Regions from separate parts of the Homo sapiens genome. Here regions 1, 2 and 4 are each linked to region 3. The links are chromatin contacts, found by Hi-C or POLR2A ChIA-PET in ENCODE. All regions are on one chromosome and are shown on one strand. The core of a region is the stretch at or near the end of the contact, and the rest is flanking DNA. Distances in the headings are between cores, read along the strand shown.

Region 1 (6,266 bases), core at 1,014-3,513, 560 kb after region 3:
TCTCCGATAAAAATAGCTATCTTTATTAATCTAATAGTTGGAAGTTAGAGGTTCTGTGTGTGGAGTGGGTTGTTTGGTGGAACATTCGATAAGCAGCTGGTAAGTTTCCTTCCTGAGTGGGCTGTAGCCTTGGAGATGGTTTCACACAACCCCCAGGATTGTCGTATTTTAGGACTGTTTCATAATGTTCTCCGATTCTTTAACTATATTTCTGTATTTGCAGATCTTTTAATTTTGTCAACATGTTAATAGTCCAACTCCGCAACTGTTAAGTTTGTTTCAGTAAAACTGAAGATTTGAATTAAGCCACATTAATGTGTTTACAGCACATCTAAGGGCCATCGTAGGCTTGGGTTACAGGCTTCACCTGAAGACCTGAATTCAGGTGGAGACTGGTGAAATTAGTTTGTCATTGGGAATATCTTTTTACTGAATGAAGGTGAATTTGGACTTTTAAATAACCTAGCCTTTAATGTAAAGCTCAAACTCAAATTGCATGTTACTTTGGTGAAATTTACCTTGAAATTAGTTGGTGTGATAAATCAAGTATAGTAAAATAAAAAGAGATGCAGTTAACCTAGCTGAATGTATGGCAGCCTTTCTTTATCAAACCTAACCCATAAGCCTGCTGCATTTAAGGTCTTAATGCAATTTGAGAATATTTCTAGTAGTAGAATAGTACAAAAGCTAAGATTTGTTTTATTCCTTTTCTTTGTGTTATAGATAACTTTGAATTTAATTTTATCTGGAGAGGAAAAGGTGAAAATCAAATTTCCCACCAAAAGGAACTAGTATTCCTTTGAGAAGGGCCAGCTAAGCTTGGGGGCAGCAAATGTACAGGATTGGTCTTAGACATATTTTACTGGAGAGCAGGGCAGCAGTGGTGTCCCAGAACAGCCTTTTATCAGAGATAAAAACTTCATTACTTCATAATGATACTCCCAAAAAGCTTATTGGTCATTTTTGGAGTTTGCTCAGGTATGAACTCAGTCTTCCAAAAGTTGGTTTAAAAAGAAAAAAAAAAGAACCAAGCATTTATCCAGCTTTTCCTATATAAACTGTATTTCATGTAGTCAAATAGATGAGGCAAAAAGTTTTTTATAGAAGAAATTGAGCCAACACATGCAGAGGATGATATTAAAGGATTATTGTGAATTTTGCTAAATGTGATTATGGCATTGTAGCTAGGGTTAAAAAGTTCTTACCTGTTAGAAATATAAAATTTTTAAGCATGAATGATGATGCTCGAAGTTTGCTTTAAACTACTTTTAAAAAAAAGCGGGAATATAGATGAAGATTGGCAAATGTTGCTAATTGTCGAACCTAGGAGACGGTTATACATAGTTTCATCATACTCATCTCTCTACCTTTACTTTTTGAAAGTATCTTCTATAAAAGGTTTTTTTAAAAAAGGTATAAATAGGAATGAACCTTAGATGATTGTTGTTATAACATGAAAATAGAGAAATAGTAAACTAGTAAATTTCCATTTGATCCTCTGCTGGAGTGTAGTGGTGTGATTACAGCCCACTGCGGTCTTGCCTTCCCTGGCTCAAGCAAGCCTCCTTCCTCAGCCTCCCAGTAGTTGGGACCACAGGTGCATGCTGCCATGGCTGGCTCATTTTTTATTTTTTGTAGAGATGGGGTCTTACTTTATTGCTCAGGCTGTTCTCCAACCAACTCCTGGGCTTAAACAATCTGCCTGCCTGGGCCTCCCAGAGTGCTGGGTTTACAGCCATGAGCCACCATACCTGGCATAATTTATTTTTAGAGATAGGGTCTCACCATGTTGCCTAGACTGGCCTTGAACTCCTAGGCTCAAGTGATCCTCTTGCTTCAGCCTCCCAAGTAACTGGGGCTACAGGCGTGAGCCACTGCACAGTAGTTAAGATCGCAGCTCTGGAGGGAGTTACTAGCAGTTGTAACTTTGACAGCTCGTTTAACCTTCCTAAGATTGTGTTTCCTGTCTCTTGAGTAAAATGAGGACAAATTTGTCTCACTGTCACAGAGGATAGAATGGAGACAGTGGAACTAAGAGAAGGTGGCACATGCTAGCTATGCTCAACAAATGTCAGCAAATTTTGTTGAAATGTGGAAGATACTGACAAGAGCAAAGTTTTCAGATCAGCACCAGTAACTTGTCTTACTTAAACCGTTAAAATCACATCTGTTTTGATTTTTCCCCTTTTTCTCTTTTGAGCCTTTTATTGGAAGAGCAGATGCAGTCTGTGCGGGTATGCAGTGCTGCAGTACGAAGTGAATGGCACCCCCTGGAGTTGGGCAGTGCACAACGCTCAGTGCCTTACGTAGGAGGATGGGCTTGACTGAGACTCTGAGCCAGACTCCCTGTGATGATGGTGTCTCCCCCGAGCCTGGCACACAGAGGTGCTTCCCAAGTATTTCTTGTATGAATGAACGAACAGATGAATGGGCCAACCACTGTGCTGGAGCATGTCATTGTGGCCCTGATGAGCTGTAGAAATGGAAGCTTGGGATTAGGGTTTTTCTGTGTGTGTGTCGTGTTTGTTTTTTTTTTTTCCTTTCTGTGGAGATCAGTGCCTCACTCCGTTGCCTAGGCTGGTCTTGGTCTCCTGGGCTCAAGCAATCCTCCTGCCTCTACCTTCCTTAGTGCTAGAATGACAGGCGTGAGCTACTGCACCGGTGTGTAAATTACACGTGTAAATATAGTGGCTTCGAGGCTCTCATGACAGTAATGCTACTCTAACATTCTGATATGCTTTCTAAGTGGGAGAGGGCTGATTTCAGTGAAGAGAAGCGTCGCACAAAGCCAGCTTGTGTCTGTGTCTCCGTGTGTGTTTTGTGTCTCATGTTTCACCACAGTTAATGGGTAGCTTCGCTTTCCAGCCATCAGTGTCATCATCTTCATTTTTCCCCCTTTCCATTTCACTGCCAAACTGTTATCACTGCTGGAGTAAAAGCTAGGAATGCAAGTAGTTTCCCAGTTTATAGCTGGTTGTATCAACCCATGACGTTACTGTTTATGAATTTGAACATTCAAAAAGGCTAATCTTCAAAAAAGCTTAGCAGGATTTTCACAATGACTGACAGATAGTGTCCTGAGGCCCCAATTATGAAGATTCTTATGGTTAAAATTGAGCAAGTTTTTTTTGGAGTACATTGGCACGATCTCGGCTCACTGTAGCCTCTGACTCCTGGGTTCAAGTGATTCTCCTGCCTGCCTCAGCCTCCCAAGTAGCTGAGACTACAGGCGCACACCACCATGCCTGGCTAATTTTTGTAGTTTTAGCAGAAACGGGGTTTCACCATGTTGGCCAGGCTGGTCTCCAATGCCTGACCTCAAGTGATCCGCCCGCCTCGGTCTCTCAAAGTGCTGGGATTATAGGCGTGAGCCACCGAGCCCAATCAAGCAAGTATTTAGCTATGTGCCTGTGTTAGCCTGGGTACTGCGCTAGGTTCTGGGCACAGGGGAATGATTAAGACATGGTTCTACTCTTAAGGGGCTTTATGGTCACCATTAAAAGAGTGGATGTGAGCTCAAGTGTCATTTTGTGTCATGGGGTAAACTGTTCTAACTATTTCAGTCAGGCTTCTGGCAAGACATGGCACAGTCAGCATGAGGGATTGGTGAGGAGTTGAATAAAGGGATTCCCCACAAGGAGAGGGCAGCGTGGAGACCCCCAAAGCCTGATGCAGGATTAGCAACAGCCATGCACTTCTCACTTCCAGGCCTGCGGGAGGGGCAGAGGAGAGGGCTGCCTTGGAGGAAGGGAGGGTTGGAGGACCTGGCCCAGCTGCAGCCGCACCTCAGCGAGGCAACCCGGGGAACACTCCCCATCTCCGCTGTCCCTTTTCATCTTCCTCCTACTGTTGATCCTCATTGCTGAATCCAACCAGAACCTGAGGGTGAGTGTCCGGGTGAAGGGTTGGTATAGGTCAGCCAGGTGGCTGCTGGGGCACAGAGCAGGATAGACAGTGGTTTTCAAGAACAGGTGGAAGATTCCAGCACTGTACTAGTCCTGTGGCTGCTGTAACATGACCACAAACTGGGCAGCTTGCAACAACAGAAACTTAATTCTGTCACAGCTCTGGAGGCCAGAAGTCTGAAATCAGGGTACCCTGTTCCCTCTGGAGGCTCTAGGGGAGGACTCTTCTTTGCCGCTTCCAGCTTCTCATGTGTGCTGGCGTCCTGGGCTTGTGACCACATCATGCTGCCCCCGTCTTCACATGGCTTTCACGTCTGCCTCTGTCTTCTCCATGTGTCTCTTAAAAGGACTCTTGTCGGCCGGGCAGGGTGGCTCACGCATGTAATTCTAACACTTTGGGAGGCCAAGGCGGGCAGATCACTTGAGGCCAGGAGTTTGAGACCAGCCTGGCCAACATGGTAAAACCCCGTCTCTACTGAAAACACAAAAATTAGCCAGGTGTGGTGGCATGCGCCTGTAATCCCAGCTACTCAGGAGGCTGAGGCAGGAGAATCTGAGGCAGGAGAATCGCTTGAACCTGGGAGGCGGAGGTTGTAGTGAGCCGAGATTGCCCCACTGCACTCCAACCTGGGTGACAGAGCCAGACTGCCTCAAAAAAAAAAAAAAAAAAAAAAAGGACTCTTGTCATTGGATTAGGGCCACCTAGATGATTAAAGATGATTGTTTCATTTCCAGATACTTCATTACATTTGCAAAGACCTTTTTTCCAATAAATGTAGGTTCTAGAGATTAGGGTGTAGACACATCTTTTTGGGGGAGGGGGGCACACCATTCAGCACACCACAAGCATCCTGTCACTCCCAGGAGACTTACAACACCTTCGTGACACAGCAGTGGACAGGTTTTTTGTTTTGTTTTGTTTTTCTTTCTTTTCTTTTTTTTTTTTTTTTTGAGACGGAGTCTCCCTCTGTCACCAGGCTGGAGTGTAGTGGCACAATCTTGGCTCACTGCAACCTCTGCCTCCCGGGTTCAAGCGATTCTCTTGCCTCAGCCTCCTGAGTAGCTGGGACTACAGGCGGGCACCACCCTGCCCAGCTAATTTTTGTATTTTTAGTAGAGATGGGGTTTCACCATGTTGGCCGGGGTGGTCTTGATCTCTTGACCTCGTGACCCACCTGCCTCGGCCTCCCAAAGTGCTGGGATTACAGGCGTAAGCCACCGCACCCGGTCTAGCAGTGGACAGATTTTATGATTCTGTTTGTCATATTTAGTAGCTGCACTCTCCTAAGGAAAGGAACCTCACCTTCCTGTTCACTTTTCTGTCTCCATTGCCTGTACTTCCAGAGCCAGCCCGTGATGATGCCTGAAAAAATTTTTTTTGATGTATGAATAGATGAACAAACAAGCACAGAAGAATACAGTGTGAATACAGTGAAGCCAGAGGTGTACTCTGCGAATACATGAGACACCCTTGAGTGGAATGGTTTCAGTAGATGGATTGTATGAGGTGTGAATTGTATCTCAATCAAGCGGGGCCTCAGGGAGTGCCCACCACTAAGGGTCTAGCTCTGTGTGGCGTTGGTGGGGCTGGGGAAGGTTTAGAAAAGGTTCCGTTGCTAAGACCTTGGTTAGGGTAGAGTTTGCAGCAGAGATTTGGATAGGAGGGCGTTCCAGGCTGAAGAGCCAGTGTGAGCAGAGTCTTTGTGGGAAGAACATTTTATATTCCTGGACCTAATGCTTGTTTAACAAGATGCTTGCTTGTGGCTGGGCGCAGTGGCTCAAGCCTGTAATCCCAGCACTTTGGGAGGCTGAGGCAAGAGGATCGCTTGAGCTCAGGAGGTCAAGGTTGCAGTGAGCCATGATTGCACCACTGCATGTCAGCCTGCGTGATAGAACAAGACCCTGTCTCAAAAAATAAAAAATGACAATAAAGATTGCTTGTTAAATAAAATGTGATTTATTTACTTTGCATAAATACTATGCCTTCTGAGAATGCTGTAGGTGCGGGCATATTTTGTTTTTATCCTAACGCAGCCCAAATTCCAAGTACACACTGGATTTTGAGCATTTAAAGGACTTCCGGTGCTATTAAGGATTCCCATTTGTTTGTTCAAGTTTGCTAAACGAATTCAGTCATGTCACTTACTTAGTTGTTGTAAGTATTATATTACAGTGTGAAGGGGGTAAAAAGAACTGCTATGAGTATCTTTCCATGAAGAAGATTTAGCTTGGAAATGTGGGCAGATTTGTCTGCCTTTGTGTTTAGGAAGGCACAATTATAATTACAGGTGGAGGAGCTAGACACTGGCCAGCTGGAATCAGAATTTCACATTGTAGAAGTGTCTGGTCTGGAAAGCATCC
Region 2 (7,119 bases), core at 3,254-5,753, 710 kb after region 3:
GGTCTTGAACTCCTGACCTTGTGATCCACCCACCTCACCTCTCAAAGTGCTGGGATTACAGGCATGAGCCACCGCGCCCAGCCTATTTATTTTTTTAGATGGAGTCTTGCTCTTGTCCTCCAGACTGGAGTGCAATGGTGCGATCTCGGCTCACTGCAACCTCCGCCTCCAAGCTTCTAGCAATTCTCCTGCCTCACTCTCGCGAGTAGCTGGGACTACAGGTGCTTGCCACCACACTGGCTAATTTTTATATTTTTAATAGAGATGGAGTTTTACCATGTTGGCCAGACTGGTCTTGAACTCCTGATTCCAGGTGATCTGCCCTCCTCGGCCTCCCATAGTGCTGGGATTACAGGTGTGAGCCACTGCCTGGCCAGTTTTGTTTTTTTTTTTTTTTTTTTTCTGAGACAGATTCTCACTCTGTGGCCCAGGCTGGAGTGCAGTGGTGCAATCTTGGCTCACTGCAACCTCCACCTCCTGGGTTCAAGCGATTCTTGTGACTCGGCCTCTGGAATAGCTGGGACTACAGGCATGCACCACCATGACTGGCTAATTTTTTTTTTTTTTGAGACAAAGTCTCACTCTTGTCCCCTAGGCTGGAGTGCAATGGCGCTATCTCGGCCCACTGCAACCTCCGCCTCCCAGGTTCAAGCGATTCTCCTGCCTCAGCCCCCCAAGTAGCTGGGATTACAGGCACCTGCCACCACACCCGGCTAGTTTTGGTATTTTTAGTAGAGACAGGGTTTTCACCATGTTGGCCAGGCTGGTCTCGAACTCCTGACCTCAGGTGATCCACCCACCTCCGCCTCCCAAAGTGCTGGGATTATAGGAGTGAGCCACCACTCCCGGCCACGACCGGCTAATTTTTGTAGTTTTAGTAGAGTTGGGGTTTCACCATGTTGGGCAGGCTGGTCTCGAACTCCTGATCGCAAGTGATCTGCCTCCCAAAGTACTGGGATTACAGGCATGAGCCTAGATAGATCTAAATTTGGTGCACAAAGGAATAGGGCACCACAGCATGATCTTGAGCAGGAAGTCCAAGAAGAGAGAGACAGCATCTTCTTGAAGCCCTGGGGTAGAATAAGATCAGATTGTACGTGAAAAACCAGTAGGCTTTTGGGGTGGGTGCGGTGGCTCACGCCTGTAATCCCAGCACTTTGAGAGGCTGAGGCAGGCAGATCGCTTGAACCCAGGAGTTCAGGACCAGCCTGACCAGTATGGTGAGACCTTGTCTCTACAAAATATACAAAAATTAGCCAGGCATGGTGGCACGTGCCTGTGGTCCCAGCAACTTGTGAGGCTGAGGTGGGAGGATCACTTGAGCCTGGGAAGCACAGGCTGAAAGGAGCTACATTTGTGCCACTGCACTCCAGCCTTAGCGACAGAGCCAGACTCTGTCTCAAAACATACAAACCAAAAAAACCAGTAGACTTTCAGAGGAATAGATGCCATTTTTTTCTTCCTTAATCCTCTGCCTTACAGCTAATTCTACAGCCACAAAAAGAAAAAAAAAAAAGAGAGAGAAGAAGGTGATTTGACAAGACAAAGGATTTAGAAAAGAAAGGCAGGTGTTAGTCATGTGGAAAAAAAAGGAAGTATTTGTGTTTACAAGAATCCCGACAGTATCTGAGAATGTAGAATGAAGAATATTTTCCATTTGTTAAAAAATCCAGGCTAAGCATGTGAAGTACTCAGGGTTACCCCTCTGACCTCATCTTGGGGTGTTTCAACCTACCATGGTTACCCCTGTTAGTTAACACCTTATCACAGAATCACAAAGGCCCACAGAGTGAAAGTGGTTACAATGAGCTCTCATGAAAAGTAGGAGTTAGGCTTGGCATGGTGGCTTACACCTGTAATGTCAGCACATTTGAGAGGTCAAGGTGGGTGGATCACTTGAGCCCCGGAGTTTGAGACCTGGACAACATGGCAAAACCCCGTCTCTACAAAAAATACAAAAATTAGCTGGGCATGGTAGCATGCACCTGTAGTCCCAGCCACTCAGGAAGCTAAGGTAAGAGGATGGCTTGAGCCTGGGAGGTTGAGGCTACAGTGAGCCAAGACAGAGCCACTGCACTCCAGCCTGGACAACAGAGCCAGACTCTGTCTCAAAAAAAAAAGAAAGAGAGAGAGGGAGGGAGGCAGAGAGGGAGAGAGAGAGAGACAGAGAGAAAGAGAGAGAGAGAAAGAAAGAAAAGAAAGAAAGAAAGAAAGAAAGACGGAAGGAAAGAAAGAAGGAGAAAAGTAGGAGTTAGTCATCCAGGCCAAGAGTATGAAGTTTGTCTTCAAAGAACTCCTGAATTTGTGGGGGAACTAGATATAGACGTTTGACGAACACGTTTTTATTTATTAGAGGTTATGAGACTAGCGAGTAGGGTGGAAGGAGGAAAGTGGCAGGAAAATCATACTGGAAAGGTAGGTTGGGAACCAACTGTGAAGGACCTTGTACGTCAATCCAAGGAATGTGACCTTCAACCTAGAGCAAGAGGTGACAAACTCAAAATCCCACAGAGACTAGGCTTGCCAATGAGGAAAGCCAACCAGGTGTAAGGCAATAGGGAGTGGTGGGGACTGTGGCAAACAGTAAAGCTCATTCTCTGTCTACAGGGGCTCATTCTCTGTCTCTACTCCATCTACTCTAAGCTCCAGCTGATTGTTTCCATGTGGGAGTGTCGGTCCAGTGTGGCCAGATCTTCCAGTGTTCTAAGAGACAACAGAAATCCAGGTTTTTATAGGACTGCACCAGGTTTTAAAAACATATCGGCCAAGCCAGGCTGGTTTTTAAACCAGATATGGTCCACAGGCCATCATTCTAGCCCCTTGGCAGATTGAAGGGAGCTAGTGAAGATTTTTAAGTGAAAAAAGGTATATGATAATATCTGTGCTTCAGAAAAATCAGATTATTGTGTAGAAGATGACTTACAGGAAATAGATGAGAGGAAGGGAAACCAGTTAGGAAACTGTTTCAACAGTTCAGGTGGGAAGTGACTGCGGTCTGTGCTAGGGCGAGGCAGGGGAGAATGTGGGTGGACAGATTTGGAGTCCAGCATCCAGTGGGAAGAATTTAGCTTCAGTGTGCATCTAGAAGACAGACACATTCTTTCAATGCACCCCCTCTTTTCCGCCCCATTTTTTTTTTTTGAGACAGAGTTTCTTTCTGTCACCCAGGCTGGAGTTCATTGGCACGATCTCGGCTCACTGCAACCTCCACCTCCCGGGTTCAAGTGATTCTCCTGCCTCAGCCTCCTGAGTAACTGGGATTACAGACACATGCCACAACACCTGACTGATTTTTGTATATTTTTAGTAGAGATGGGGTTTCACCATGTTGGCAAGGCTGGTCTTGTACTCCTGACCTCAAGTCATCCACCTGCCTCGGCCTCCCAAAGTGCTGGGATTATAGATGTGAGCCACCGCGACTGGCCTCCACCCCATTTTCTTCTTTCTTTCTTTTTTCTTTTTCTTTTTCTTGTTGTTTTGTTTGTTTGTTTGTTTGTTTGTTTTAGACGGAGTCTGGTTCTGTCACCCAGACTGGAGTGCAGTGGCGCAATCTTGGCTCCCTGCAAGCTCTGCCTCCCGGGTTCACGCCATTCTCCTGCCTCAGCCTCCCGAGTAGCTGGGACTACAGGCGCCCGCCACCACGCCTGGCTCATTTTTTTGTATTTTTAGTAGAGACGGGGTTTTACCGTGTTAGCCAGGATGGTCTCCATCTCCTGACCTGGTGATCCGCCCGCCTGGGCCTACCAAAGTGCTTGGATTACAAGCGTGAGCCACCGCGCCCGGCCTCCACCCCATTTTCTAAACTGGAAGCTGAAAGGCACAGGGCAGATTAATAATCCTTAAAGCCAAAGGACAGGAAATTTTAGCAAAGACTCCAATTTTTTGTGCAGTCTAATGTTACTCATGATTGCTTTAGAGATGGACTCCTTAATCAACTCCTCCAATCCTCTTCCGCCCCCAGGGGGCAGTTTTAATTGATGGGCTCAGCACATAATTGAAATTAAAAACGTACATCTCATGGTGTTTGGCTCATTCAACAGCCAATGGAAACTCAGGGCCAAATCTTTGTAAAAGTTCTAGGCTCTGCTTCCCAGCAGAGGGGGAAACCGGCTCCCAAAGAGGCCGTTTTGTGGAGACAGACATATGAGAAGTGGGCTTCAGATCTATTTCATGGTCTTGGTGGTTGTGCAACTGGCCACTTTGGTTCACGGAAGGATGTAAAGGGCAGGGAGGTGGGAATAGAGCGGGGGAAAGGTGACTCCCGTCAAAGAATTTTTCTAACATCCATCAAGTATCGTGATTAGAACTTTTCTCTCCGCAGACTCCTCCAATTTTTGAGCGCGGTATTTTTCGGCACAGGAAATGGCCCGGAGGAGCTGCAGAGCAAAGCCTCCCCTCTCTGGCACCGCATGGGAGTGCCCCGTGGGATGAGGGAGAGGACAAGGCAGTCAGGCAAAGGTTACGGGAGGAAAGCAAAGGCAGGAGCCCAGAACCACTCCAGGAAATGTTTGGATTTCTCCACCAGGAGGGAGGACAAACAAGCTTTCTTCTTGCCTTCTGGGCAGCTTTGTGTGCTCTCCAGCACGGAGTCCGAGGAGGAACAGCGAAGCTGAAAATGAAAATTACTCTGGCGCTGGACCCAATCGCTCCTCTACGGCATCAATCTCATCGGACCCCCCCACCCTACCGCCTCTCAGAAATGACCACTTTTGCAAAATTGCATGCATTTCCAAGCTTCATCCGGCTCCAGGCTTGGCCTCTCCCAGAGGCAGGCGGCTTGTGAGACGGGCTCCAGAGAAAGGACCTCCCTGGGTCTCTCATTTCCTGGCTGAAGTTTCTCTTCTCGCTGCTGTGGCAGCATCCAACCCACACACACAGGACCCGCATCCTGGGTGATGAAGTCAGACACGCAGCAGCTGGGTGAGTGCTAACGCTCAGATAAGCATCTGTGCCATTGTGGGGACTCCCTGGGCTGCTCTGCACCCGGACACTTGCTCTGTCCCCGCCATGTACAACGGGTCGTGCTGCCGCATCGAGGGGGACACCATCTCCCAGGTGATGCCGCCGCTGCTCATTGTGGCCTTTGTGCTGGGCGCACTAGGCAATGGGGTCGCCCTGTGTGGTTTCTGCTTCCACATGAAGACCTGGAAGCCCAGCACTGTTTACCTTTTCAATTTGGCCGTGGCTGATTTCCTCCTTATGATCTGCCTGCCTTTTCGGACAGACTATTACCTCAGACGTAGACACTGGGCTTTTGGGGACATTCCCTGCCGAGTGGGGCTCTTCACGTTGGCCATGAACAGGGCCGGGAGCATCGTGTTCCTTACGGTGGTGGCTGCGGACAGGTATTTCAAAGTGGTCCACCCCCACCACGCGGTGAACACTATCTCCACCCGGGTGGCGGCTGGCATCGTCTGCACCCTGTGGGCCCTGGTCATCCTGGGAACAGTGTATCTTTTGCTGGAGAACCATCTCTGCGTGCAAGAGACGGCCGTCTCCTGTGAGAGCTTCATCATGGAGTCGGCCAATGGCTGGCATGACATCATGTTCCAGCTGGAGTTCTTTATGCCCCTCGGCATCATCTTATTTTGCTCCTTCAAGATTGTTTGGAGCCTGAGGCGGAGGCAGCAGCTGGCCAGACAGGCTCGGATGAAGAAGGCGACCCGGTTCATCATGGTGGTGGCAATTGTGTTCATCACATGCTACCTGCCCAGCGTGTCTGCTAGACTCTATTTCCTCTGGACGGTGCCCTCGAGTGCCTGCGATCCCTCTGTCCATGGGGCCCTGCACATAACCCTCAGCTTCACCTACATGAACAGCATGCTGGATCCCCTGGTGTATTATTTTTCAAGCCCCTCCTTTCCCAAATTCTACAACAAGCTCAAAATCTGCAGTCTGAAACCCAAGCAGCCAGGACACTCAAAAACACAAAGGCCGGAAGAGATGCCAATTTCGAACCTCGGTCGCAGGAGTTGCATCAGTGTGGCAAATAGTTTCCAAAGCCAGTCTGATGGGCAATGGGATCCCCACATTGTTGAGTGGCACTGAACAAGCAGACCAACAACACTGAGGAAGATAGAGTGGTGACTTAGAATTAACTCGTGCTAAGGGGTCGGGGGCTTTGAAAATGCCACCCCCCTTTCTTATTGCAAGACGGCTTCTCGCACATGAACTGCATCCTTCTCATTCTGTCGGAAATGAAATTCACACAACTATACCTTTTGGGGAGGTTCCAGTTGATTGAAGTGAGTTGGCTGCATTTTCTTATCTGATCACAATGGCAGGGGACAGAATGTGCATGGAGTGGAGCATGTGTGTGTTGGGAGGGGGGCTAGGAACTGCACAGCCCTTGTGTAATTTTCGTTGTTTGTTTTTGTTTTGAGACAGAGTCTCACTCTGTGTCCCAGGCTGGAGTGCAGTGGCACAGTCTCGGCTCACTGCAACCTCTGCCTCCCGGGTTCAAGCAATTCTCCTGCCTCAGCCTCCCGAGTAGCTGGGATTAGAGGCGCCAGCCAACACACCCGGCTAATTTTTGTATTTTTAGTAGAGACAGGGTTTTGCCATGTTGGCCAGGCTGGTCTCGAGCTCCTGACCTCAGGTGATCCGCCTGCCTTGGCCTCCCAAAGTGGTGGGATCACAGGCGTGAGCCACCGTGCCTGGCCTCCCCTGTGTCATTTTAAATGGCTAAGTAAATGGGTATATGTGTTTGAATGGGGCATGTTCACTCTCTTAGGGGCTATGGGGCAGTTAGCAGCATTTCCTATCCTCTGACCTTAAATCATTCCTTATCTCAGAAAACAGAAACCGGGCTCAGTCAATCAATGCTTTATTTCAGGCCGAATGAGGCTCTTTAGATTGGGATCTATTGATCTATCAATTTTCATCTTTACATTTCTTTGTACATCTGTACATTTTGTCCAAATGTACATCTGTACGTCTGTCATCATTGTGACTTCCTGGTAGCCCAAGAAGAACAACAACAAAACAATCTGCTCTGACCTTCTTCAAATCTTTGTATTTCAAAGAAGGTGCTGAGGGATCTGTTTCCTTGCCCTGGCTTCTCCAGTGGGATGTGCTGAGTCCAATACAATTGCTTTTATAATTGCTTTTGACAACTTG
Region 3 (7,301 bases), core at 2,612-5,111:
ATGCACTTTGAGTTAATTTTTTGTATATGGTGAACTCCATTGGTTGAAAAGACTGTCCTTGCCCCATTGAATGGTCTTGGCTCCCTTATTGAAAATCATTTGCCAATATATGCAACAATTTATTTACGAGCTATTTTATTTTTCATTCTTTGTTATGGCTGAATACTATTCTATTGGATGGGCATACCCTCTTTTATGTATGGCAGGCCTAATATTTCATCTCAGTATTTAACCACTAGATGTTGTCACTCTGTGATTTGTGGACTTCTAGGCCCTTGCCCAGGAGCTTCGTTTTGATTATTACAACATTCCTGGCGGGGCACAGTGGCTTATTCCTGTAATCCTCGCACTTTGGGAGGCCAAAGTGGGAGGATTACTTGAGGCCAGGATTTTGAGACCAGCCAGGGCGACAGAACGAGGCCTTGTCTCTTAAAAAAAAAAAAGAAAGAAAGGCAGGGTGCGGTGGCTCATGCCTGTAATCCCAGCACTTTGGGAGGCCAAGGCAGGCGGATCACGGGGTCAGGAGATCGAGACCATCCTGGCTAACATGGTGAAACCCTGTCTCTACTAAAACATACAAAAAATTAGCCGGGCGTGGTGGCGGGCGCCTGTAGTCCCAGCTACTTCGGAGGCTGAGGCAGGAGAATGGCATGAACCCGGGAGGCGGAGCTTGCAGTGAGCCGAGATTGCACCACTGCACTCCAGCCTGGGCAACAGAGCAAGACTCTGTCTCAAAAAAAAAAAAAAAAAAAAAAAAATTAGCCAGGTATGGTGGCAAGCACCTGTAGGCCCAGCTACTCAGGAGGCTGAGGTGGGAGGATCACTTAAGCCCAGGAGTTCAAGGCTGCAGTGAGCTGTGATCATGCCACTGCACTCCAGCTGGGGTGACAGAGCAAAGCCTCATCTCTTAAGAAAAAATAGGCTGGGCTCATGCCTGTAATCCCAGCACTTTGGGAGGGAGAGGCGGGCAGATCACCTGAGGTCAGGAGTTGGAGACCATCCTGGCCAACAGGGTGAAACCCTGTCTCTACTAAAAATACAAAACTTAGCTGGGTGTGGTGGTGGGCGCCTATAATCCCAGCTACTTGCAAGGCTGAGGCAGGAGAATCGCTTGAACCCAGGAGGCAGAGGTTGCAATGAGCAGAGATCATGCCACTGCACTCCAGCCTGGGCTACAAGAGCAAAACTCCATCTCAAAAAAAAAAAAAAAGAAGAAGAAGAAAGGCTAAGCATGGTGGCTCATGCCTGTAATCCCAGCACTTTGGGAGGCTGAGGCAGGTGGATCATCCTGAGGTCAGGAGTTGGAGACCAGCCTGGGCAACATGGTAAAATCCCGTCTCTACTAAAAATACAAAAAATTAGCCATGCATGGTGGCGCGTGCCTGTAATCCCAGCTACTCGGGGTGGGGCTGCTGAGGCAGGAGAATCGCTTGAACCTGGAAGGCAGAGGTTGCAGTGAGCCGAGATCGTGTCACTGCACTCCAACCTAGGCAACAGAGTGAGGCTTTTTTATTTATTTTATTTTTTTATTATTTATTATTTATTTATTTATTTATTTTTATTTATTTTTTTTGAGACCGAGTCTTGCTCTGTTGCCCAGGCTGGAGTGCAGTGGCGCGATCTCGGCTCACTGCAAGCTCTGTCCCCGGGTTCACGCCATTCTCCTGCCTCAGCCTCCCGAGTAGCTGGGACTACAGGCGCCCGCCACTACACCCGGCTAATTTTTTTTGTATTTTTAGTAGAGACAGGGTTTCACCGTGTTAGCCAGGATGGTCTCGGTCTCCTGACCTCGTGATCCGCCCATCTCGGCCTGACTTTTTTATTTTATAAAAGTAAAATAGGCCAGGCAGGGTGGCTTACGCCCGTAATCCTAGCACTTTGGGAGGCCCAGGTGGGAGGATTGCCCGAGCTCAGGAGTTCGCGACCAGCCTGGGCAGCACAGTGAAACCCCATCTCTACTAAAATACAAAAAATTAGCCAGGCGGGGCGGCATGCGCCTGTGGTCCCAGCTACTGGGGAGGCTGAGGTAGAAGAATTGCTTTAACCAGGGAGGCGGAGGTTGCGGTGAGCCGAGATCATGCCACTGAGCTCCAGCCTGGGCAACAGAGCAAGATTCTGTCTCTAAATAAATAAATAAACAAATAAATAAAATAAAATAAAATAAAATAAAAAGAAACGACCCTCTGAAAATAGTGTGTTTTGTTAATTTGCTTTGCTTTTGTTGGTTGGTTTAATCTATGTACATTCTCCATTGAGATTCTAGTACCTCAGTGTGGAGAAAATGGATACACCTATCACAAGGAAAGCTGCCAATACATTCCTGGGAAAGACAAGCCCCGTTGCTGAGCTTTCTGCCTGAGACTATCACAAACCTCCAGTGAAACCTAAAATAACTTGAGATTTGTTGTGCCTTTTTTTTTGAGACATGATCTTACTCTGTCACCATGGTCCCACTCTGTCACAGGCACCACTCTGTGGTGAGATCTTGGCTCACTGCAGCCTCAACATCCCGGGCTCAAGTGGTCCTCCCACCTCAGCCTCCCGAGTACCTGCCACTACAGGCATGAACCACTGTGTCCAGCTACTTTTGTTTACTTTTTGTAGAGACAGGGTCTCACTATGATGCCCAAGCTAGTCTCAAATTCCTGGGCTCAAGCAATCCTCCTGCGTCAGCCTCCTGAAGTGTTGAGATTAAGGCATGAGCCACAGCGAATGACTCAAGTTTCTACGCCACTCTGCTAATATTCTCAGTAATATGGATTCCGCATATGTGTCGAATGCTTTGTGATTTTCAGACAGGGGTTTCTCTCTTGTTAATTACTCCTCCTTCTCTCACCCAAGTAGCAAGGTGTCTCCAACACCAGCAATTCCTCCCTAGCGCTGTGGAAGAAAGAATGAAGGGGCCGGGCGCGGTGGCTCACGCCTGTAATCCCAGCACTTTGGGAGGCCGAGGCAGGTGGATCACGAGGTCAGGAGATCGAGACCATCCTGGCGAACATGGTGAAACCCCGTCTCTACTAAAAATACAAAAAAATTAGCCGGGCGTGGTGGCGCGTGCCTGTAGTCCCAGCTACTCGGGAGGCTGAGGCAGGAGAATGGCGTGAACCTGGGAGGCGGAGCTTGCAGCAAGCCGAGATCGCGCCACTGCACTCCAGCCTGGGCGACACAGGGAGACTCCGTCTCAAAAAAAAAAAGAAAGAAAGAAAGAAAGAAAGAATGAAGGATTGCAGTCACGTATGTGAGTGCTTCCTAAGTGCTTGAGGTGTCGCACACATGATCTCATAAGCTCATGTTCCTCGCAGCAACCCTGCCACCTGGGTCCCGCTATTGTCCCCATTTTACAGAGGAGGAGACTGAGGCTCGGAGACGTTAAGTAACTTGCCAAGGTGACAGCGCTGGTTACGTGGAGGAGCCGAGGACCCAGCGAAGTGAGCAGGGCAGACATTCTCCATTTTATTGAGAGTCACAGCGAAGTCGGACGCCCCAGGCCCTAGTGACAATTTGCCTGGGAGTTTTCCAGATCCTCAAGCCTCGGGGACTCTGTCGCGCTGCCCCCAGCAGCTGCTTTCTGTTTGGCCGCAGGCTCCAGAAAACACCCTCAAAGAGACACCCGGATCTTCCATCACCTACGATGCAAATTCTACGGCTGGAAAGCACGAGGGTGGAAAGGAAAAAGTTGCGTTCTTTTTACCCCGCTCTGGATTGCACGGTGGAAACTCCGTCTCCACGGAAACGCACCTCCTGGCAGCGGTCGCCAGGGGCGGGGCTCAGGGCGGCTCCTCCCCGGGGCTGCAACTGTTCCCAGGCTGGGGCGATTGCCGTCACCCCTGAACTTCCCCGTTCCTCTTCTCGGCTGCCTCCTTTTCCGTTGTCCCTTCGCGCCCCAAACCACATCCTGGAGCGCACTCTCCAGCGTGGCTGGCAGCGGGGACGGTGCGCCGGGGCGCAGGCCCAAGAGTCGCGTGCGCGGCCCCTTGCACCATCCCCCCGGGCCCACCCCCGGGCCGCGCTGATTGGGCAGGTAGGGACTCTGCCCAGCGGAAAGTTTTGGGTGCCGGGAGGAAGTCTAACCTTTGGGAGACTCCAAGACAGCAGCTCCGAGGTCGGCGGGGGTCTGGGTGGCCATGGAGGAGCCCCCTGTGCGAGAAGAGGAAGAGGAGGAGGGAGAGGAGGACGAGGAGAGGGACGAGGTTGGGCCCGAGGGGGCGCTGGGCAAGAGCCCCTTCCAGCTGACCGCCGAGGACGTGTATGACATCTCCTACCTGTTGGGCCGCGAGCTTATGGCCCTGGGCAGCGACCCCCGGGTGACGCAGCTGCAGTTCAAAGTCGTCCGCGTCCTGGAGATGCTGGAGGCGCTGGTGAATGAGGGCAGCCTGGCGCTGGAGGAGCTGAAGATGGAGAGGGACCACCTCAGGAAGGAGGTGGAGGGGCTGCGGAGACAGAGCCCTCCGGCCAGCGGGGAGGTGAGTGTGGGAGCGAGGGTTCCGGGCCCACGGCGCCTGCGGGGCGTAGGAGGGCACCTACTGGCAGGGAGACGCCTTCCTTTTCTTTTCTCTTCTCTTTTCTCTTTTTTCTTTTTTTAAGAGATGGGATCTCGCTGTGTTGCCCAGGCTGGTCTCAAACTCCTGGCTCCAAGTGATCCCCCAGCCTCAGCCTCCTAGAGTGCTGGGTTTACAGGTGTGAGCCACCCTGCCTGGCCAGAATCTGTATTTCTAACGAGTTCGCAGTTAATGCTGATGCTATTGGCCCAGGGTCCACAGTTTGAGAACCTTTGACCTAGAGCAAGAAACACTTTTTTTTTCTTTTGACACAGGGTCCTGCTCTATCTCCCAGGCTAGAGTGCAGTGGTGCAAACACGGCTCACTACAGCCTTGGCCTCCTAGGCTCAAGCAATTCTCCTGCCTTGCCCTTCCAAGTAGCTGGGAGTACAGGCATGTGCCACCATGCCTGGCTAACTTTTTTGATGTTTTGTAGAGATGGGGGTCTCACCGTTACCCAGGCTGGTCTCAAACTCCTAAGCTCAAGGAATCCTCCCACCTTGGCCTCCCAAAGTGCTGGGCTTGTGGATGTGAGCCACCACACTTGGACAAGAAACACATTTTACCTAAAGAGAAATTAGTGCATATGACCACAAAAAGACATAGACAAGAAGATTCAGAGCAGCTTTAGTCTCAGCTGCCAAACTGGAAACACTCTAAATGCAACCCAATTGAGTTTTGAAATTGTGATATATGGAATACTATGCAACAGAGAAAAAGAACGGGGTGCTGATACACACAGCAGTGTGAATGAATCTCACAGATGTAACATTGAGAGAAAGAAGCCAGGCACTAAAGAGAAACTACTGTAGATTTTTTTTTTTTTTGAGTCAGAATCTTGCTCTGTTGCTCAGACTGTAGTGCAGTGGCGTGACCTCGACTCACTGCAACCTCCACCTCCTGGATTCAAGCGATTCTCCTGCCTCAGCCTCCTGAGCAGCTGGGATTGCAAGCGTGTGCCACCACGCGTGGCTATTTTTTTTTTTTCTTTTTTGGTAGAGACGGGGTTTCACCATGTTGGCCAGGCTGGTCTCAAACTCCTGGCCTCAAGTGACCCACCCACCTCAGCCTTCCAAAGTGCTGGGATTACAGGCCTGAGCCACAGCACCCAGCCCTACTGTACATTTAAATAAAATTCATGAACAGGCAAAATAATTTATAGTTATAGAAGGCAAACTGGTGGTGGGGGGAAAAGAAGGGAAATTGATAGAGAGCTAGAAGTGTCCCATATCTTAATCAGGGTATGGATATAGGGATCTACACATATGTTAAAAATCATCTGGCTGGGTGCTGTGACTCACGCCTGTAATCCCAGCACTTTGGGAGGCCAAGGCGGGCAGATCACAAGGTCAGGAATTTGAGACCAGCCTGGCCAACATGGTGAAACTCTATCTCTACTAAAACTACAGAAAAAAATTAGCCGGGCGTGGTGGCGGGTGCCTGTAATCCCAGCTACTCGGGAGGCTGAGGCCGGAGAATTGCTTGAAACCGGAAGGCAGAGGTTGCAGTGAGCCGAGATCGCGCCACTGCACTCCAGGTTGGGTGACAGAGCGAGATTTTGTCTCAAAAAAAAAAAAAAAGTCTTTTTTGCGGGGACAGCTTTCTCTGTCATCCAGGCTGGAATACCATGGTGTGATCACAGCTCACTGAGGCCTCAAACTCCTGGGCTCAAGCAGTCCTCCCACTTCAGCCTCTCCAGTAGCTAGGACTACAGGCACACACCAACCACCTGGCTAATTTTTGTATTTTTGTAGAGATGGGGGTCTCACCATGTTGCCCAGGCTGGTCTCGAACTCCTGGGCTTAAGTGATACGCCCACCTCAGCCTCCCAAAGTGCTGGGATTACAGGCCTGAGCCACCATGCCCAGCCTAGTTTTTAAAATTCTTGTCGAAACTCATTAATTTTATGACCTACTAGCAGGTCTCCAGCCACAGTTAAAAAAGAAAAACAAAAAAGCTGCTGTAAGTGGACGATGTCTTTTTTAATCCTCAGACTATTATTGTTTTACAAAACTGAGGCACAGAACAGTTAAGTAATTTACCTAAGGACTTCACGGCAAGTTAAGAGGTGAAGTCAGGATCTTAATTCAGAGATGCTAGTCCTAAATACTCCATCCTAAAATACAGACATTTGACCTTACTTGTACTAACATTTGATGAGTGACTGCAGTGACTGATGCTAGGCTCTGGGGCTATGGAGATAACGTAGACAAGGTCCCTGCCCTCAAGAAGCTCACATCTAGTGGGAGAGGTCAGACACACAGTCCTAGAACCAGAATACAAGTATACAAACCAGGCCAGGCGCGGTGGCTCACACCTGTAATCCCAACACTTTGGGAGGTCGAGGCAGGCAGATCGCTTGAGGCCAGGAGTTTGGGACCAGCCTGGGCAAACTGGTGAAACCCTGTCTCTACTAAAAATACAAAATTAGCTGGACCTGCTGGCACACGCTTGTAATCCAGCTACTCGGAGGCTGAGGCACAAGAATCACTTGAACCCGGGTGGCAGAGGTTGCAGTGAGCCAAGATCGTGCCACTGCACTCCAGCTGGGGCAACAGAGCAAGACTGTCTCAAAAACAAACAAACAAACACCAAGTATACAAACCAAGGCTGGGCGCAGTGGCTCACGCCTGTAATCCCAACACTTTGGGAGGCCAAGGCAGGTGGATCAGGAAGTCAAGAGATTGAGACCATCCTGGCCAACATACCCCGTGTCTACTAAAAATACAAAAATTAGCTGGGCACGGTGGCACGTGCCTGTAG
Region 4 (7,209 bases), core at 1,929-4,428, 600 kb after region 3:
TAGCTGCCACACGGTCTCTCTCTTACACCTTACAACAGCCCTATACGATAGCTGGAACGATCTGTATGGTTTTTTTTTCAGACAAGGACATAGATTTACAAGTTAAGCAACTTGCCAGGGACACAGGCTAGAGCCTAGGTCTATCTACCTACTAGTGCCTTTATGATACCACACCCTCTTTTTAAATGGTACAGGCAGTGTTCAGGTTCCAAATACAGGCATGCTGTATTTTGTAGTATTCTGTATTCAGAAAACAGCAACAAGACAATAAAAGTTTGTCACCTCCATTTTGAAAAGGATTTTTTTTTTTTTTAACCAAAGGGACTAAAGTCATAGGGAAGAAAAGCATACACTGGTTTTCTGGACATTCCCCTGGGATTATACACACACACCATGCAACAATCACAGGCACCAGCTCCCAGCAGGCACATGATCGCCTCTCTTCACACTCCTGAGCGCTAACCCCACAGATATTTGCAAACAGGGTGTGTCCTGTCAAAAAAGCTCACAGGAAAGCAATTATCTTCCTCCTGACCCAGGAGCCCAGGGGAGGAAAGCGAGGCTGGCAGGCTAGTGAATATTTAAATTCTAAGCCAGCCTAGTGCTCCTGCCACAGCACACAGTGCTGTGGTCAATGCAAGACAAGCAGCGTATTACAAAGGAAGCCAGGTCCCTGGACTGCATGTGCTATTTTCTGTCCCGAAGGAGACATGGAAGTAACAACCTCAGCTCTCCAGGTCCTTTTCCACCACGGGACCTGGCTGGCGGCTCACCTGATTATTTCTGGGAACGATCTAATTAAATATTAACCACGTACAAAACCTCATTCTTACATTCCTCAATAAGTCACTGTGAAGACGAGCAAACCCAGACAATGAACTCAAACTCCAACTTTCCAGAAAATGGGGCCCTAGAATAGGTAAGACCTGTGACATTCACCCATTACAAAGTTATTCATTGTTAGTGGCCCTCTTAGCCTCTGAGAAAAAACCAGAGCAAAACAAAACAAAACAATCCACCTTCGGAGAGGTGCCTGTAATCCCAACATCTCGGGAGGCCGAGGTGAGGCGGGTGGATCGCCTGAGGTCAGGAGTTCGAGACCAGCCTGTCCAACATGGTGAAACACCTTCTCTACTGCAAACACAAAAATTAGCCAGGTGTGGTGGCGCACGCTTGTAGTCCCAGCCACTTGGGAGGCTGAGGCAGGAGAATCACTTGAACCCGGGAGGCGGAGGTTGCAGCGAGCTGAGATCATGCCATTGCACTCCAGCCTGGGCAACGAGAGAGACTCTGTCTTTAAAAAAAAAAAAAAAAAATCCACCTTCTTGTGTATCAAACCAACCACTAAAATGTGTGGTCCTGTATCAGAGATTCTCTCTTTGACACTCAGGAAGGTTGCCCTTGACTTCTTATCATTTAAGAGTAAGATCAATGAAGTTGGTCCTTCACATCCCATCTCCTCCATGTAGCAATCAGACCTCTTTATACGTCCTCAAAGGCACGAGAAAAAACTCAGTGAATAAACAAAGTTTCTGACAACATCCAGATATGTCTGCCAATTCAGGTTTTCTCCCTATGATCTACAAGTTCTTGGCACAATTAATTATGTATTGGTGACTTTAAATTTTTTTAAAATGACGGGCTATCCGGGCTGAACCAGTTGATGGTGATGAAGATCACAAGGCTAAATTGGTAATTTGCAGCCACCTGGGTTCCAGCACTTCGCATTTCTAAAGCCTTGATATCCTCAGGATTTATTATCGCTTTCTGGGTCAATCCCAAGCACAAAGGTTAGAAGGTCTCCCTGCGTTCTCTCTCATTTCAAAACGAAAGCTGTTGTAGAGTGCGTGTGCTAACTAGATGTGAAGGCAACCGCAGAAGTCATAGCTCTCTGCAAGGACAAGTGGGACGGAACTTGCAAATAGCCGCCACAAACGCAAATGTCACCAACCTGCTTTAGACAGGAGTGGGAGGGGTCCTCTGGCTTCCTTTATCTCTAGAGTAAAATTTTTCAGCCATTTCAGTCTTGGTTGACTTATTTTGGCAAATAAACAAGTATGCCCCCCTCCACCGCCCATCCCCCAAGCCTGAGAGCACTTCAAGAGTTTGTAAAATAAAAAGCAACAGGAAACCAGAAACGCAGCAACGTCTGCATCGTGGGTCCCCGGCACAAACACAAGTACAAAACGCACACCCGCGCCCTTATTTCATTTCTAACGCCTTCCCAGGATAGGCATCATCTGGAAGAGTTACAAGCGTGGGAGGCGCAGGAAGGGAGCCCCAGGAAGTTTCTGTCTGTCGGGCGCCGGTATTTAATGAGGGGGTGTGCACCTATTTATACGTGGGCAGCGCTCGGGCAAACAAGTCTGGCGACATACGAGAAGCTTTTCACCCAGCAAATAATAGGAGACTGTGCAGCCCTGGGAAACCGCTCACGAGAGAAGGAAGCTGGGAGTTTAAGGAATTTCCTTTAAGGAAATTGCCCGTGGGGGCATCGGTTTCAGGGGGTAGGAGACGGGGGCAGGAGCCGGCAAGGAGCGGCACGGAAGGTCGGGGACCCCAGTCGGGCCGCGCCGGCCCCGGGAGCACCTGGATCCCCAGCCCCCTCGACCCCCGGCGCGCTGGGCTCGCGCACACCCAACCCCGGCCCCATCTCCGTCCCCCGCCGCCTCAGCTCCGGCGCTCCCGGCCCGCGCACACCCTGACCCCGGCCCCCTCAGCCCCGGCGCCTCTGGGCCCGAGCGCCCGGCGGGAGCGGGGAGCGCGGCTTCCGGTTCACCTGCGCGCCGGTCGGCTCGGGCCGCGGAGGCCGGCGGGGGGCGGCAGCGGAGCTCTCGGAGAGCCCGGGCGGACACAGGCCCTGCCCCCGCGCCGTCCCCCGCCCCTGGCCGGCGCCTCCCGGGCCCCAGCCGTTCGCGCGTGAGGGGTCAGGGACGCCGCTTGCCCGCCCGCCCGCCGCCGCCCGCCGCCCGCCGCCCGCCGCCCGCTCGCCTGGGTCTTGTCGAACTGCTCGCGCTCGGCCTCCAGGCTGTGGCCCGGCCTGCGGCTCAGCACCCGCGCCGGCACGTTCTTGATGCTGTTCATCCTGCCGCCGCCGCCCGCTTTTGTCCGGCTCCGTCCGCGCGACTCACAGCCTCACGGTCCGGCAGCCCCAGCCTAGGCACCGCGAGGCCACCGCGCCGCGCCCGGGCCCGCCCGCCGGGGAGGAGCCCGCCTCGCCCCGCCCCCAACTCCAGGGCACGCCCCTCCCCCGCACACCTCCAAACCCGCCCCCCGCGCCCGCAAACGCCTCGCCCGCCCCCAACTCCAGGGCGCGCCCCTCCACCCGCACACCTCCAACCCCACCCCCCGCGATCTCGGGACACGCGCCTCTCCCCGCACATCCCCAACCCCCCATCCCGCGGCGACCCCGGCACACGCCCCGCCCCCCGCACACCTCCAACCCCCACCTCACTCACAAGGTTGGGGCACAGGCCAAACGCCCCCCCAGCTCCTCCCCACCTCTAATCCCCTCCCTAAACCCGGAGGGGAGGGTAGGGGAAGGGGGAGGGGGAACCCCTCCCTCCTCCTTCCACCCAGGGTAGGGACCCCAGCCAATTCCCTCTCCCCACCCCTCCTCCGAACTCACTAAGTCTTGTCTGCACCAGGGCAAGATCTGGTTAATTGGAGAAAATCTGGCCTCCATGAGTCTGGTCGGTGGCAGCACAGATAGACGCTTTTTTTCCTTTTTGGTCTTAATGTATGTGTCAAAAGGCACACAATGACACTCTCCCCTCTTTGTGCAATTCTGACATAGCTGCAGCTGTTATCCATGCGGGGATGCAGGATGCATTTCCAGAGACGCCGCCGGCTCCGCAACCGGACACCTCGCCAGCTCCAGGGACAATGGGGGCTGAGGCCGGGCGCTGTTAGGCTGGCACAGAAGGCAGGCGGATCTGAACAGCAAAGTACACCGAGGAGATGCCGCCAGGGGTGGCGTGAGGCTTTTTAAAAACATTATTATTGGCTTTCCCTTAAAATTACTGGTCACAAGACTGAAGTAAAAAAATAAATAAAAGCCCAGAGTCCTCTCTAAGCGTAGCTCTCAGATGGGTATTGTGTTTCTGCTGTTTCCCTTTCCTATCGGAATGCAGATGTGGAATCATGCATAAAGGTCCCTTGCTTTTGAAGGGAGAGGCACCGCCTGCCTGTAAGGAGGAAAATGACGCCCACGTAATCCTGACCCTTGTCTCCCTAGTGAGACTGTAACCTGTCTGAGGTCAGAGACCCTTTCCTTTCCTTTCCTTTCCTTTCCTTTCCCTTTCCCTTTCCTTTCCTTCCTCCTTCTTTTCTTTCTTTTCTCTCTTTCTCTCTCTTCTTTCTTTCTCTTTCTTTCTTTCTTTTCTTTTCTTCTCTTTCTTTCTTTTCTTTTTTTTTAACCGAGCTTCACTCTTGTTGCCTAGGCTGGAGTGCAATGGCACAATCTCACCTCACCGCAACCTCCGCCTCCTGGGTTCAAGCAATTCTCCTGCCTCAGCCTCCCAAATAGCTGGAATTACAGGCATGTGCCACCACGCCTGGCTAATTTTGTATTTTTAGTAGAGACAGAGTTTCTCCGTGTTGGTCAGGCTGGTCTCGAACTCCCGACCTCAGGTGATCCGCCCGCCTCGGCCTCCCAAAGTGTTGGGATTACAGGCGTGAGCCACCACACCCCGCCAGGGACCCTTTTCTTTAACTGATTCCTCACCCTCCAGCCCAAGAGCTAGAGCTGACCCCAAAAGATAACATTTGCCAAGACTCTCCTGTCACTGCACCAAAAGGAGAAATTAATCCTGTTTTCTCTAATTCCAATCACTAAAAAGCTTCTTTATCAGAATAACGGTAGAATCACAATAGCTGATATGTACTGAATGCTTATTATTTGGCAGGCACTGGGCTAAACCCTTCATATGTAACTTAGTCAACTTAGTTGATAGCTGTGCTCTAATAAAGACCACAGTAAAGGGGCTTTTTGCGGTACTCCAGCTGTTTCTCACACTCCTTTTTCCACACGGAACAAAAGTGGTTCTCCTGTGACCCTTCACGCATATACAGCATCCCTTTTCAACCAGGCAACAGCCCCTGTAGGTCTAGCACATCTGCCACAGAGACTTCCCATTAGCAACTGGCTTTTTAAATAATCACAGAGCCTATTACTGTGCCGGGCACCAGGCTCAGCATCTGTTAAACAGTATCTCACTTATTCTTCTTTAAAGTTGTTGATGAGGCTCGGCACAGTGGCTCACGCCTGTATTCCGAGCACTTTGGGAGGCTGAGGCAGGTGGATCACTTGAGCTCAGGAGTTCGAAACCATTCTGGGCAACATGGTGAAACCCCATCTCTACCAAAAAATACGAAAAACTTAGCTGGCCGTGATGGCGTGCCTGTAGTCCCAGCTACCCAGGAGGCTGAGGTGGGAGGATCACTTAGGCCTGCAAGGCAGAGGTTGCAGTAAGCTGAGATCATGCCACTGCACTCCAGCCTAGACAACAGAGTGAAACCTTCTCTCAAAATAAATAAATAAAAAATAAAGCATCAACAACTTTATTTTTATTTATTTATTTTTTTTGAGACAGGGTCTGGCTTCGTTACCCAGGCCGGAATGCAGTGGCATAATCATAGCTCACTGCAATTTCTGCCTCCTGGGCTCAAGTGATCCTCCCACCTCAGCCTTCTAAGTAGCTGGAACTGGAGGGATGCACTATCATGCCCAGCTAATTTTTTTTTTTTTTTGAGATGGAGTCTCACTCTGCCACCAGGCTGGAGTGCAGTGGCACGATCTTGGCTCACTGCAACCTCTGCCTCCCGGGTTCAAGCAATTCTCCTGCCTCAGCCTCCCAAGTAGCTGGGACTACAGGCGCCCGCCACCACGCCCAGCTAATTTTTGTATTTTTAGTAGAGACAGAGTTTCACCATGTTGGCCAGGATGGTCTCGATCTCTTGACCTCGTGATCTACCCACCTCGGCTTCCCAAAGTCCTGGGATTACAGGCATGAGCCACTGCGCCTGGCCATGCCCAGCTAATTTTTAAAGTTTTTTTGTAGAGACAGAGTCTTGCTAAGTTGTCCAGGCTGGTCTCAAATTCCCGGGCTCAAGTGAATTCGCCCACCTTGAAAGTACTGGGATTACAGGCCGAAGCCACTGCACCTGGCCTCTTGATGGTATTTTTTACAGACCAACAAACAAGCTCAGGTTCAGAGAGTTTAGCCCAGGTTCACACAACTGGTAAACGCTGCATTCGGGATCCAGACCCAGATGTGCCTGATTTCAAGGCCAGTGCCCGCAACACCCATGCCATTTGGACTACATTTTGTGGTCTATGACTTTCAGTACTATACTACCTCAGGCTTGCTGTTTAGGACCTGAGAGCACTCTCCTAACACATCTCTAAGGGATTGTACTTTATGTGCTTGTAGGTAAGATTTTGAGCTATTAGAGGGCCACCCTGTATTACTCAGTTTTATGTACTCAGTGCCTAGCAGGGCACCTGGCACATAGCAATGTTCAATATGTATGTCAAATGAAGGGCTGAAAGAGTGAGTAAACAAATACCTCATTTGGTATACTTCAACATACAGCTGATCTCACGAAAGAGTATCACTGAGGACATAAGGATACAAACTTCCCCAATCTTTTGTTTGTTTGTTTTTGTTTTTGAGACAGGGTTGCCCTCTGTCACCCAGGCTGGAGTGCAGTGGCATGATCTCAGCTCACAGCAACCTTCGCTTCCTGGGTTCCAGCAATTCTCCTGCCTCAGCCTCCTGAGTAGCTGAGATTACAGGCGTGCGCCACCACAGCCTGGCTAATTTTTGTATTTTTTGTAGAGACAGGGTTTCACCATGTTGGTCAAGCTGGTCTTGAACTCCCAACCTCAGGTGATCCACCTGCCTCGACCTCCCAAAGTGTTGGGATTACAGGCGTGAGCCACTGTGCCTGGCCCAAACTTCCCCACTCTTAATTTTTCTGGTTCATCTCTCTAACATCTTCAGGCAGGAGGCCTGGTCTACTATTGTCCCTGTCACTGACTGGCTTTTTTTTTGGCGGGGGGGATACGGGGTCTTGCTTGCTCTGTTACCCCTGCTGGAGTGCAGTGGCTGGATTATGGCTCATTGCAGCCTCAACCTCCTGGGCTCAAATGATCCTCCCACCTCAGCCTCCAGAATAGCTGGGACCACAGGTGTGCACCACCAT

The links. Hi-C counts contacts between places; a loop is a spot of excess contacts on that map. ChIA-PET counts read pairs that join two places held with the same protein, here RNA polymerase II (POLR2A). Pooled maps may share reads with other maps.
Region 1: a pooled map shows a loop between it and region 3 (2.7-fold over the local background). The contact joins the enhancer-like site here to the promoter of RILPL2 in region 3. A Hi-C loop is called at or near these places in 6 of 37 single-sample maps with no recorded cell type and 9 of 50 pooled maps. POLR2A ChIA-PET finds 5 or more read pairs at or near these places in 1 of 52 experiments (GM10248).
Region 2: a pooled map shows a loop between it and region 3 (5-fold over the local background). The contact joins the promoter of HCAR1 here to the promoter of RILPL2 in region 3. A Hi-C loop is called at or near these places in 4 of 37 single-sample maps with no recorded cell type and 7 of 50 pooled maps.
Region 4: a pooled map shows a loop between it and region 3 (3-fold over the local background). The contact joins the promoter of HIP1R here to the promoter of RILPL2 in region 3. A Hi-C loop is called at or near these places in 1 of 168 maps with a recorded cell type or tissue (B cell) and 4 of 50 pooled maps. POLR2A ChIA-PET finds 5 or more read pairs at or near these places in 1 of 52 experiments (Panc1).

What each region holds. Positions count from the first base shown.
Region 1 is chr12:122,876,948-122,883,213 of GRCh38, reverse strand. The region is part of intron 1 of VPS37B (VPS37B subunit of ESCRT-I); the gene reads left to right. Among named protein-coding and RNA genes, the nearest start is that of VPS37B, 16 kb to the left of the region's middle. RefSeq lists a silencer at 6,264-6,266. Within about 2 kb of position 2,263, at least 8 of the 41 ENCODE cell types and tissues checked have a DNase peak (open chromatin) inside an H3K27ac peak, as active enhancers do.
Region 2 is chr12:122,728,228-122,735,346 of GRCh38, reverse strand. HCAR1 (hydroxycarboxylic acid receptor 1) reads left to right here and starts at 4,503. Exons shown (of 1, transcript NM_032554.4): 1 at 4,503-7,119. The coding sequence starts at 5,008. The coding sequence ends at 6,048. RefSeq lists enhancers at 730-1,229, 5,074-5,741.
Region 3 is chr12:123,433,244-123,440,544 of GRCh38, reverse strand. It overlaps RILPL2 (Rab interacting lysosomal protein like 2), which reads left to right and starts at 3,861. Exons shown (of 4, transcript NM_145058.3): 1 at 3,861-4,463. The coding sequence starts at 4,125. RefSeq lists a silencer at 3,855-4,114 and an enhancer at 3,956-4,885.
Region 4 is chr12:122,831,426-122,838,634 of GRCh38, reverse strand. It overlaps HIP1R (huntingtin interacting protein 1 related), which reads right to left and starts at 3,178. Exons shown (of 32, transcript NM_003959.3): 1 at 2,992-3,178. The coding sequence starts at 3,084. LOC124903040 (a long non-coding RNA gene) reads left to right here and starts at 3,402. Exons shown (of 2, transcript XR_007063501.1): 1 at 3,402-3,461; 2 at 3,797-4,080. RefSeq lists silencers at 2,667-2,866, 3,037-3,276 and an enhancer at 3,527-3,576.